2 separate regions of the Homo sapiens genome follow, and region 2 is linked to region 1. A link is an interaction called in ENCODE POLR2A ChIA-PET data of the cell type or tissue named here. Cell type or tissue: OCI-LY7. All regions are shown on one strand. Links, peaks and the distances in the headings refer to the core of each region. The heading gives the core; the rest is flanking DNA. Region 1 overlaps PSMD8 (proteasome 26S subunit, non-ATPase 8). Region 2 overlaps RYR1 (ryanodine receptor 1).

Evidence for each region. Peaks named below come from ENCODE experiments on the same cell type or tissue, not always from the same donor. Only the 100,000 strongest peaks of a DNase experiment are listed, where the experiment ranks them.
Region 2: POLR2A ChIA-PET joins it to region 1 with 6 read pairs; 3 of 35 experiments call an interaction of 5 or more read pairs at or near these places.

Annotation. Positions count from the first base shown.
Region 1 is chr19:38,375,906-38,381,494 of GRCh38, forward strand. It overlaps PSMD8 (proteasome 26S subunit, non-ATPase 8), which reads left to right. Exons shown (of 7, transcript NM_002812.5): 2 at 255-327; 3 at 447-549; 4 at 3,335-3,500; 5 at 4,994-5,094. Among named protein-coding and RNA genes, the nearest start is that of PSMD8, 4.1 kb to the left of the region's middle. In OCI-LY7, for the core only: no CTCF peak of the experiment used is centred there; no DNase peak of the experiment used is centred there.
Region 2 is chr19:38,504,793-38,510,468 of GRCh38, forward strand. It overlaps RYR1 (ryanodine receptor 1), which reads left to right. Exons shown (of 106, transcript NM_000540.3): 51 at 1-119; 52 at 211-289; 53 at 517-606; 54 at 1,014-1,154; 55 at 1,511-1,585; 56 at 1,679-1,754; 57 at 2,037-2,160; 58 at 2,920-3,035. Among named protein-coding and RNA genes, the nearest start is that of RYR1, 74 kb to the left of the region's middle. RefSeq lists an enhancer at 398-1,597 and a silencer at 2,509-2,638. In OCI-LY7, for the core only: no CTCF peak of the experiment used is centred there; a DNase peak (open chromatin) is centred at 2,499; H3K4me3 peaks cover 503 bases.

The sequences.
Region 1 (5,589 bases), core at 1,577-5,576:
CTGGGTCAGGCACTGAGTGTCCCTCCTTGTTTCCCCAGTGGGGCTATTAATAATTGTAATGTGATGTAATCTTAAATGGGCATGTGTTGCGTGCTCAGGCCCTGTTCTGAGTGCTTTATGAGAAAGCATTCCTCATGAGTCTGGATGATGGTTAGCTCCATTTTCCAAGTGGGAAGACCAGAGCGTAGAGCAGGTAAGTCATCTGTATTTGAATTCCCTTCTTTTCTTTCTTCCCTCCCTCCCCTCCCCATCAGCTAGTTCTTCTGGAGCTCAACTTCTTGCCAACCACAGGGACCAAGCTGACCAAACAGCAGCTAATTCTGGCCCGTGAGTGTCACTGGGGTTGGTTGGGGGTGATAATCTGGGGGTCATGGCAGGAATGGTAGCACTGGTGGTTGGGGAAGAGACCTCAGTCACCTCCTGAGAGCTCACTCTGTCACCCACAGGTGACATACTGGAGATCGGGGCCCAATGGAGCATCCTACGCAAGGACATCCCCTCCTTCGAGCGCTACATGGCCCAGCTCAAATGCTACTACTTTGATTACAAGTGAGAATGGGCCCTGCCCCCAACTGGGGGGGTGGTTGCATGGAAGCTCCTTTATTTCTGGAGCTCTGGCTGCTTGGGTCCTCTTCCTTCATCTGGGAACTCCTCCTGGCTTAGTTCTCTCCTCAGTGGTGCAGGGTCAGGGCTTGGCTTGGAGGTCCTGAGACTTGGCTTGACTAGTCAGTCTCCCCCTACCCATTCCCACATTGCACCCCCTCTGCCCAGTGGGGCTGCCATCACCTTTCACGTGTCCTGGCCCCAGCCTTGCCCCTCTGACTCAAACCCCTGTGGCAGCCAGTAGGATCATGTGACACTAAAATTTGACACTGTCCATACCCCGCTCAGAACCTGCCGTGGCTCTTCATGGTCCTCAGGCACAAGACCAAGTTCTTTCCTGTGGCTTCCAATGCAGTTCCAGCTCACACCCCTCTGCCTGTGCCTGCTCATCCCAGCCCTTTCTCTCACTGGACTGTGAGCTTTCTAAAGGCAGAGCTTGGAACTGTCTCAGTTACTGCTATGTCCCTAGCACTGCCTACCACAGGGCCAGGCCCAGAACAGGGACTCACTGGATATGTGTTGAATATAAAACTGAATGATACCTGCACAGATTAATGATTGGGAATTTGACATCAGACAAATCTGGCTTTGAAACATCCAGCCGCTTCCTGATTATGAGGTCTTGGGCAAATGACTTTACCTCTCTCAGTTTCCCTGTTAAAGTAGGGAGTGGTGATTCTTTTATTTATTTATTTTTGGAGACAGGGTCTTGCTGTGTTGCCCAGGCTGGAGTGCAGTGGTGCAGTCATGGCTCACCACAGCCTTGACCTCCTGGGCTCAAGCGGTACTCCTACCTTAGCCTCTCAAGTAGCTAGGGCTACAGGTGCACACCACCACTCCTGGCTCTTTTATTTTAATTTTTTGTAGAGATGGGGGTCTCGCTTTGTTGCCCAGGCTGGTCTCGAACTCCTGGCCACAAGTGATCCTCCTGCCTTGGGCTCCCAGAGTGTTGGGATTACAGGTGTTGAGTCATTGCATCTGACTCCAATAACTTTTTTTTTTTTTGAGACGGAGTTTCACTCTTGTTGCCCAGGCTGGAGTGCAATGGTGCAATCTCGGCTCACCACAACCTCTGCCTCCCGGGTTCAAGCTATTCTCCTGCCTCAGTCTCCCAAGTAGCTGGGATTACAGGCATGCGCCACCACGCCCTGCTAGAGTCCACCCAGGCTAGAGTGCAACGGCTGGATCTCGGTGCACTGCAACCTCCGCCTCCCAGGTTCAAGTGATTCTCCTGCCTCAGCCTCCCTCAGCCTCCTGAGTAGCTGGTATTACAGGTGCCCACGACCACGCCCAGCTAATTTTTGTATTTTTAGTAGAGATGGGGTTTTGCCAGGTTGGCCAGGCTGGTCTTGAACTCCTGACCTCAGGTGATCCACCCGCCTCGGCCTCCCAAAGTGCTTGGATTATAGGCGTGAGCCACCGCGCCCGGCCAGTAACTCTTAATATAGTTATAGCTAACACTTTGTGTTTATTTGGGCCAGGTATTGTTCTAATCACCTTACCTGGGTTGAATCATTTAATTCACTTAACCCTTGTTCATTCAACCCATCTCTACGAAATGGATACTGTGAGGCCGGGCATGATGGCACATGCCTGAAATCCCAGCACTTTGGGAGGCTGAGACAGGAGGATCACTTGAGCCCAAGATTTCCAGACCTGCCTGGCCAACATGGCGAAATCCTGTCTCTACAAAAAATATTGAAAAATTAGCTGGGCAGGCTGGGCATGGTGGCTTACACCTGTAATCCCAGCACTTTGGGAGGCCAAGGTGGGCGGATCATGAGCTTAGGAGGTTGAGACCATCCTGGCTAACACGGTGAAACCCTGTCTCTAAAAGAAAAATACAAAAATTAGCCAGGTGTGGTGGTGGGCGCCTGTAGTCCCAGCTACTCGGGAGGCTGAGGCAGGAGAATGGCATGAACCGAGGAGGCAGAGCCTGCAGTGAGCCAAGATCGGGCCACTGCACTCCAGCCTGGGCGACAGAGCAAGACTCCGTCTCAAAAAAAAAAAAAAAAAAATTAGCTGGGCATGGTGGTGTGCACTTGTAGTCCCAGCTACTTTGGAGTCTGAGGTGGGAGGATGGCTTGAGCGTGGGAAGTTGAGGCTGCAGTGAGCCTGGGTGACAGAGCAAGACCTTGTCTCGGAATTGAAAAAAAAAAAAAGGGCTGGGCGCAGTGGCTCATACCTGTAATCCAAGCACTTTGGGAGGCCGAGGTGGGTGGATCACGAGATCAGGAGTTCGAGACCAGCCTGGCCAGCATAGTGAAACCCCGTCTCTACTAAAAGTACAAAAAATTAGCCGGGCATGGTGGCATGTGCCTGTAGTCCCAGCTACTTGGGAGGCTAAATCAGGAGAATCGCTTGAACCCGGCAAGCGGAGGTTGCAGTGAGCCAAGAACGCACCATTGCACTCCAGCCTGGGCAACAGAGAGAGACTCCTTCTCAAAAAATAAATAAAAGGATACTATGGTGATACCCAGTTTACACTTTGGGAAACCGAGGTTGTCATTTCACTGAAGTGAGGTCACTCGCTCTTGTATGACTCAATATGACTCTTGTAAATGACTTATTCATGCATCTTTGGGACACAGTTTCCTCATATGAAAACCCAGGACCTGATACCTCTTCAGGAAGATGCATGGGGCGTTGTGAGGATTCCTGGAGCCTGGGGTAGAGGGCTCGCTAGGCCCTTAAATCCTCCTTAACCTGCTTCCCCATCCCACGTCCACAGGGAGCAGCTCCCCGAGTCAGCCTATATGCACCAGCTCTTGGGCCTCAACCTCCTCTTCCTGCTGTCCCAGAACCGGGTGGCTGAGTTCCACACGGAGTTGGAGCGGCTGCCTGCCAAGGACATACAGACCAATGTCTACATCAAGCACCCAGTGTCCCTGGAGCAAGTGAGATGGCAAGGGGCAGGGGAGGACCTGGCCAAAGTGGGTGGTGCAGGGGTGGTCTTAGGAGGGCTTTCCTGAAGGAGTGGCCAGGGTTCACCCATCTTTCCACCCACGGACCCATCCTCTTGTTTGTCCAACAAATACTGAGTCCCAGCTGTGTGCCTGGCACTGTGGTAGGTTGTCAGACTGTGCAGTGAGCCAAGCAGGTGAAATTCATGATCTTGTGGTGATGACACTGGGGTGTGGAAGCAGATAGTAAGCCCGAAGAGTGAGTGGCCTGCGCAGTCTGTCAGATGCTGAGTGCTGTGGAGAAAAAGCAGGAAGGAGGGTGGAGAGGCAGGGATGGGTGATATTTATCTCGGGGAGTCAGAAGGCCTCACCTAAAAGGTGAAATTGGAGAAAGACTTGAAAAGGGTGAGGAACTGGCTTATGCCTGTAATCTCAGCACTTTGGGAGGCTGAGGCAGGAGGACTGCTTGAGCCCAGGAGTTCAAGGCTGCAGTGTGCTATGATCACACCACTGTATTCTAGCCTGGGTGACAGTGAGATTCTGTCTCTATTTAGAAAATAAATGAATAAAAACATATTTTTTAAAGAAAAGGGTGGCCGTGCACAGTGGCTCACGCCTGTAATCCCAGCACATTGGGAGGCCGAGGCGGGTGGATCACCTGAGTTCAGGAGTTCGAAACCAGCCTGGCCAACATGGTGAAACCCCGTCTCTATAAAAATACAAAAACTAGCCAGGCGGATGGTGGGTGCCTGTAATCCCAGCTACTCGGGAGGCTGAGGCAGGAGAATCACTTGAACCCAGGAGGTGGAGGTTGCAGTGAGCCAAGATTGTGCCATTGCACTCCAGCCTGGGCAACAGGCTCAAAAAAGAAAAGAAAAGGGTAAGGGACTGAACCCTGTGGACAGCCGGGCAGAGGAACCAGCCAGTCCAAATGTCCTGAGGCAGTACTGTGTCTGCTGTGTTCGAAGGACAGCCAAGAAGACAGTGTTTTTGGAACAAAGTGAGCAGGGCCAGGGCAAAGCCTTAGGACCTAAGGTTAGGAAGTTGTTCCTGGAGCTGACATCTTATGGGAGGATTTGGTCAGTGGGGAGAGGATGGGAGAGAGGGCAGTTAGGGCGGGCAGCACAGTTCGGGCAAAGGTGTACAGGGATGAGCCTGTGGTGGAGCCAGCGCTGTCTCCCTCCTGGAAAATAGATGGATAATTGGACAGTAGATGAGATAATGAGATGCCAGCCCAGAGCAGGCTTGGGGGGAGGGAGGGAGGGAGGAAGAGGGGGTGAGAGAGAGAGAGAGAGAGTGTGTGTGTGTGTGTGTGTGTGCGCATAAACCAGCAAGGGCTTTCTGGAAGAGGGGGTACCCAGGGCAGGGGTGTGGCTGTGTGGCAAAGGGATTACAGGGGCACTAGGAGTGTGATGAGGCCCACACAGGTAGGCCCCTTTGCAGCCTCCTCTTCATTCTCTCTTCTTCCCCCTTCCCGGCTTCTGCAGTACCTGATGGAGGGCAGCTACAACAAAGTGTTCCTGGCCAAGGGTAACATCCCCGCCGAGAGCTACACCTTCTTCATTGACATCCTGCTCGACACTATCAGGTGCGTAGCGGGGCCGGGCCCTGTGGAGTTTGGAAAGAACTTGGGCTTGAGTCGGACAGCTCCGAGTCTGAATCTCATTCCAGCCATTGGTTGTCTGGGTAGGCTAGGTGTGTTTCTTATCCTCCTAGCACCTCAGCTCTCCTTTTCAGTGAATTGGGCCTGGTCATGGGATTGTGGATAACGGCTCTCATCTCACCACCCTTGGCTGTTGACATGTGTGGCCACGTGTGTCAAACCTGAGCATGGAATTGGTTCAGCAGGCAGGGATTGTGCGGCCTGTCTTAGCCCATCTTCCGTCCTAGATACCCATCCAGTGAGTCATGAGACTTCACCTCCGGCCACCAAAACTGTGGAACCCTCAGTTTCTCCTTCTCTAGAATGGGTTGACCAAATCCCAGCAGCCCCTTGGGTTGCCGTGTGCACAAGTGACATCCCACGGGCAGATGGATGTGACATACAAATCCCTTGAGGAGTAAAAGGGTGTCGAAGTGGTGG
Region 2 (5,676 bases), core at 1-4,000, 130 kb after region 1:
GCCATTGCCGGGGCTCTGCCCCCCGACTATGTGGATGCCTCATACTCATCTAAGGCAGAGAAAAAGGCCACAGTGGATGCTGAAGGCAACTTTGATCCCCGGCCTGTGGAGACCCTCAAGTGAGGCCTGGGGGCTGGGAGACAGAGAGGAAGATTTCAGGGGTGGAGGGAACCCCAGCTCCAACATCTGCTGACCCTGTGCCCCCAACAGTGTGATCATCCCGGAGAAGCTGGACTCCTTCATTAACAAGTTTGCGGAGTACACACACGAGAAGTGGGCCTTCGACAAGGTTGGCCTCAGGGTCCTCCTATCCAAGAAACCCTCAAGACCCCAGCTTTCCCCCCGACCTGGTTCTTCCCTGAGGCCCCAGATCTCCCTGAGACCCCCCAGCCTTCCCTAAGACCCTTAGCTTGTTCTGGGACCCCCCCAGGATTCTCTGTCCTCGGCTCCTCCAGGGTCGCCCCGTGTGTCCCCAACTGCTGCCTCCCCCTCACCCTGCCTCCCCTCCATCTCTAGATCCAGAACAACTGGTCCTATGGAGAGAACATAGACGAGGAGCTGAAGACCCACCCCATGCTGAGGCCCTACAAGACCTTTTCAGAGAAGGTGACCAGGCCTTGGGGCCCAGCATTGAGGGTCAAAATGAAACCCCCAAATTTGAGGATTCGGGGAGGAGTGAGGCAATTTCACATGTTTGCATCTAGGTGGATCTGTGGGTTAGGTCTCCCCATTCATGGACTTTGCCTTCTCTCAAACTTGGTAGAGTGGGTAGAGACTCCGAGAGAGTGGGTTTGATTCCTTGGCTGTAGTAAGACTTCTCGGAGACTCAAGTGTCTAATGGGATAAGGAGATTGGGTTTGGGAGGCTCTGTTACAGAGCAGGTAAGAGACTTGAGTTGGAATCCAGACTGGACCATTGCCTAGCCACATGGTCAGGGTTTTCTCCTTTGGGGTCCTTCCTCCACCCCTCTCTCATCCCATTCCACCAACTCCCCACCCTCCTGTCCACCCCAGGACAAAGAGATTTACCGCTGGCCCATCAAGGAGTCCCTGAAGGCCATGATTGCCTGGGAATGGACGATAGAGAAGGCCAGGGAGGGTGAGGAGGAGAAGACGGAAAAGAAAAAAACGCGGAAGATATCACAAAGTGCCCAGGTGAAGGCGGGGCCTGGGTGGAGGGCAGGGGCACGATGGGGGGAGGGTCTAGAACAAGGGGCATGGCCAGACAGGGAAGGGATGGAGAGGAGAGGGGCCCAGGGAGGTAGGTGGGGCAAGAGGGGTGCAGAAACCTGAGATCTGGGAAAGGAGAGGGCAGGGGTCTGAAGAACTGCAAAGGGCAGAGGAGAGAAGGATGGGGTGGTTTAGAGACAGGGCCTTAAGGAAAGGACAAGGGGTCTTGAGCCAGGGGAGGGTGGAGGGGGTAGAATGGACTAGTGGGGCCTGGGGAGGGGCTGGCCTGGGCTTCCTGCTAGCCCATCAGCCCACCTCCCATCTTCCCCTTGTCCTCTCAGACCTATGATCCTCGAGAAGGCTACAACCCTCAGCCCCCCGACCTTAGTGCTGTTACCCTGTCCCGGGAGCTGCAGGTGAGAGCCCTGATCCTTTTGGGGGGACATAGGGTGTCTTTGGGGGGGCTGGCATCCTCTGAATCTAGCCCTTGACTCTGCATCCACTCCCAGGCCATGGCAGAACAACTGGCAGAAAATTACCACAACACGTGGGGACGGAAGAAGAAGCAGGAGCTGGAAGCCAAAGGTGAGGGCGCCCATGCCGCCCCCACGCTACCCCCGTGGATTCACCGTGTGGTTTTGCTGATTGCCTTCATGCCCCTGAAACTCGGTTTCTCCATCTGTAGATGGGAATAATAACAGCGTTTACCACCATGGGGTAATGAGATGAGCACCAGCAAGCAATGTTTCCGTTATTCGTATCTTCTTTATCACCATAATTACGCATGCCGGGCACTGCAGGAACCACTTCAGTGAGAGTGGCCCGGGTCTTCCCCAGAGCCCTGATTTCTGGTCTTTGCCTCCCCAGGCGGTGGGACCCACCCCCTGCTGGTCCCCTACGACACGCTCACGGCCAAGGAGAAGGCACGAGATCGAGAGAAGGCCCAGGAGCTACTGAAATTCCTGCAGATGAATGGCTACGCGGTTACAAGGCACGCGGGTTGGGGCTCCCGCGGAAGAGCAGCAGGCAGAACACACCCGGCAAAGGCTGGAAGGGGCGGGGCCAGAGAGGGGTGGAGCCGAGAGGAACGGGGCCTGAGGAGCAAAGATGGAACCAGAGGGGAGGAGCTAAGGGAGTGGGGCCTGGACACAGAGGCGGGGCCAGATGGGGAGGAGTTCGAAATGGGCGGGGCTTAAGCACAGGCGGGACCAGAGAGGAGAGGAGGAAGAGAAGGGCGGGGCCCAGGGAGCAGAGGCGGGGCCAGAGAGTGGAGGAGACTGAGAGGGGCGGGGACCGGTGATTGGAGGCGGGACCAAAGAGGAGAGAAGGCTGAAAAGGGTGGGGCCCGGGGAACAGAGGTAGGGCCAAAGAGGAAGAGGCTGAGAGGGGCGGGGGCTGGGGAGCACAGGCGGGGCCAGAGAGGGGTGGGGAGGTACAGAGGGGCGGGGACTGGTGAGTGGAGGCGGGACCAAAGAGGAGAGAAGGGCTGAGAAGGGCAGGGCCCGGGGAACAGAGGTGGGGCCAAAGGGGAGGAGGCTGAGAGGGGCCGGCCCTGGGGAACAGAGGTGGGGCCAGAGAGGGGAGAAGGCTAAGTGGGGTGGGGCATGGGGGACTCAGAGTGGAGCCCCAACCTGGGGTGAAGCCAAAGCTGATAGAGACGGGGCCAGCAGGAGCAGAGGCGGACCTGAGAAGGGTGGGAAACTGTAGGGCCGGCGTCTGGGCTGATCCTTCTCTCCACATCTCCATGCAGAGGCCTTAAGGACATGGAACTGGACTCGTCTTCCATTGAAAAGCGGTTTGCCTTTGGCTTCCTGCAGCAGCTGCTGCGCTGGATGGACATTTCTCAGGAGTTCATTGCCCACCTGGGTACGGAGAAATACCCCCCGCTTATGCCCGCCCCACCTGCAGACACCAGTTCTGCAGACCAGACTCACCTAGGACACCTGTTCATGCACTCAATCCGTCCTCCCCTTATCTGATGTTTATTGAGCTTCTACTATGTGCCAGACACTGTTCTAGATGCTGGGGTACAGCAGTGAAGATGACAAATGACCCCTGCTCTCCTGCAACTACTCCTATGTTGGATTCAGGCAATTAGCATCATAAATAACTAAATCGTTTAGTGTTAGAAGGTGATCAGTGTTATGGGAAGAAGAAAACAATAGAGCCAGGTAGAGGGGATTGGGAGTGTGGAGCCAGTTGTAATTTTATTTTATTTCATTTTATTTTATTTTTATTTTTTATTTTATTTATTTATTTATTTTTGAGACAGAGTTTCGATCTTGCTGCCCAGGCTGGAGTGCAGTGGCACGGTCTCGGCTCACTGCAACCTCTGCTTTCTGGTTTCAAGCGATTCTCCTGCCTCAGCCTCCTGAGTAGCTGGGACCACAGGCACGGGCGCCGCCACACCCAGCTAATTTTTTGTATTTTTTAGTAGAGACGGGGTTTCACCATGTTGGCCAGGATGGTCTCGATCTCTCGACCTCGTGATCTGCCGCCTCGGCCTCCCAAAGTGCTGGGATTAAAGGCGTGAGCCACCGCACCCGGCTTGCCAGTTGTAATTTTAAATAGGGTGTTCCAGAAAGACTTTGATGAGAATGTGATATCTGAGGCAAGCCATGAAGGAGGTCAGAGAGGAGCTGTGTGGACCTCTGGGGGCATCTGTTCCTTGCAGGCAAAGGAACAGCGAGTGCAAAGGCCCTGAGAGGTCCCTGGTGTGAGTGTCAGGATGCCCTGTAGCTGAAGCAGAGTCATCGAGGGGGACGGTGAGATAAACGAGGTCACAGAGGTGACTGGGGCAGATCATGCAGGGCTTTGCAAGCTGTGATGAGGACTTTGACCTTACCTGGAATGAGATGGAGTTGGGGGTTGGGGGCTGAGCCGAGGAGGGACGTGATCCATAATTCTGGTGTTCACAGGGTCCCTCTGGCTTGACTGGGGTGGGGACAGGAGCCGAAAAGGGTGAGAACTGGGCAGATTTCTGGATCTATTTTGAAGGCTGAGGCTGCTGGGGTGCCCCCCAGTGCCTCTTACAGGCCACTAAGAATTACAGCTAGGCCCTACAATCCCCTCCAGTTTCCCTTAGAGACCCCCCCCAGCATTCCCCTTGAGAGCTACCCTCAGGAACCCCCAAATTCCCTCCAGGTGAGTGGCAGAGCAGGATTCGCTGTCACGTCTCACCTCAAAGCCTGCCTGCTGAGCTTCAGTGCTGCACATCCCCCTGACAATTCCCTTCCCTCTCTAGACCTCAGTTTCCTCACCTGTGATATGGGCATATGTTCACCATAACTAGCCATGGTTCTGTTACTTACTGGGTGACCTGGGGTTAGTTACTTCACCTGAGTTTCCTCATCTGAAAAATGGGGGTTGGGAACCAACTGCACAGACCTCCAAGTTGTAAGGAGACTGTGTGAGGATGACATGTCTCACAGTGCCAAGGACATAGCAAGTGTTTAATAATTGGAGCCAGTATTATTATTATTATTATTATTTTTTTTTTTTTTTTTTTTGAGACGGAGTCTTGCTCTGTCACCCAGGTTGGACTGCAGTGGCGCGATCTCAGCTCACTGCAGGCTCCGCCTCCAGATTCACGCCATTCTCCTGCCTCAGCCTCCCGAGTAGCTGGGACTACAGGCGCCTGCCACCATGCCCGGTTAATTTTTTGTGTTTGTATTTTTAGTAGAGATGGGGTTTCACCATGTTGGCCAGGATGGTCTCGATCTCCTGACCTCGTGATCCACCCGCCTCGGCTTCCCAAAGTGCTGGGATTACAGGCGTGAGCCACTGCGCCCGGCCCAGTATTATTATTTTAATAGTATCAGTTATGACTGTCACCATTATTATTGTTTGAAATTTATTTCCATTTTGAAATTAACTCTAATTTGTTTACATTGACTTCTTGTTTCATTTGGTTCATTCATTCATTTATTGCAGATTAACTCAGTGCCATGTATTCAAGTTTAGAATGAAAAGCACTTATGGTGGGTGAGGAAGGGCATGTTCCATGACCTTAACCCATTCCAGTTTGTTTTCCCCATTGTCAGCTTCAGAAAGGGTTTGATCAAGGAGTTGTCAGCTTCAAGAAGGATTTGATCAAGAAGTTGGGGGAAAGCACATTGGGAGGTTGAGGCGGGTGGATCACCTGAGGTCAGAAGTTTGAGACCAGCCTGGACAACATGGTGAAACCTTGGCTGTACTAAAAATACAAAAATTAGCTTGGTGTGTGGGAGCATGTCTGTAATCCCAGCTACTTGGGAGGCTGAGTCAGGAGAATCGCTTGAACTCAGGAGGCAGAGAGTGCAGTGAGCCGAGATCGTGCCATTGCACTCCTGTCTGGGTGACAAGAAAAAAAAAAGGAGTTGGGGGAATCAGATGAAAGATAGGAGAAAGGTTTATCTCAAAGCCAACACAAATGACTTCATACCAATACTTTATCCCCCATCATTTCCCAACTCTGCTCCCAGCATCCTTCCCATCAGAACACCCTGGGTTCCCCAGCCTTGAACCC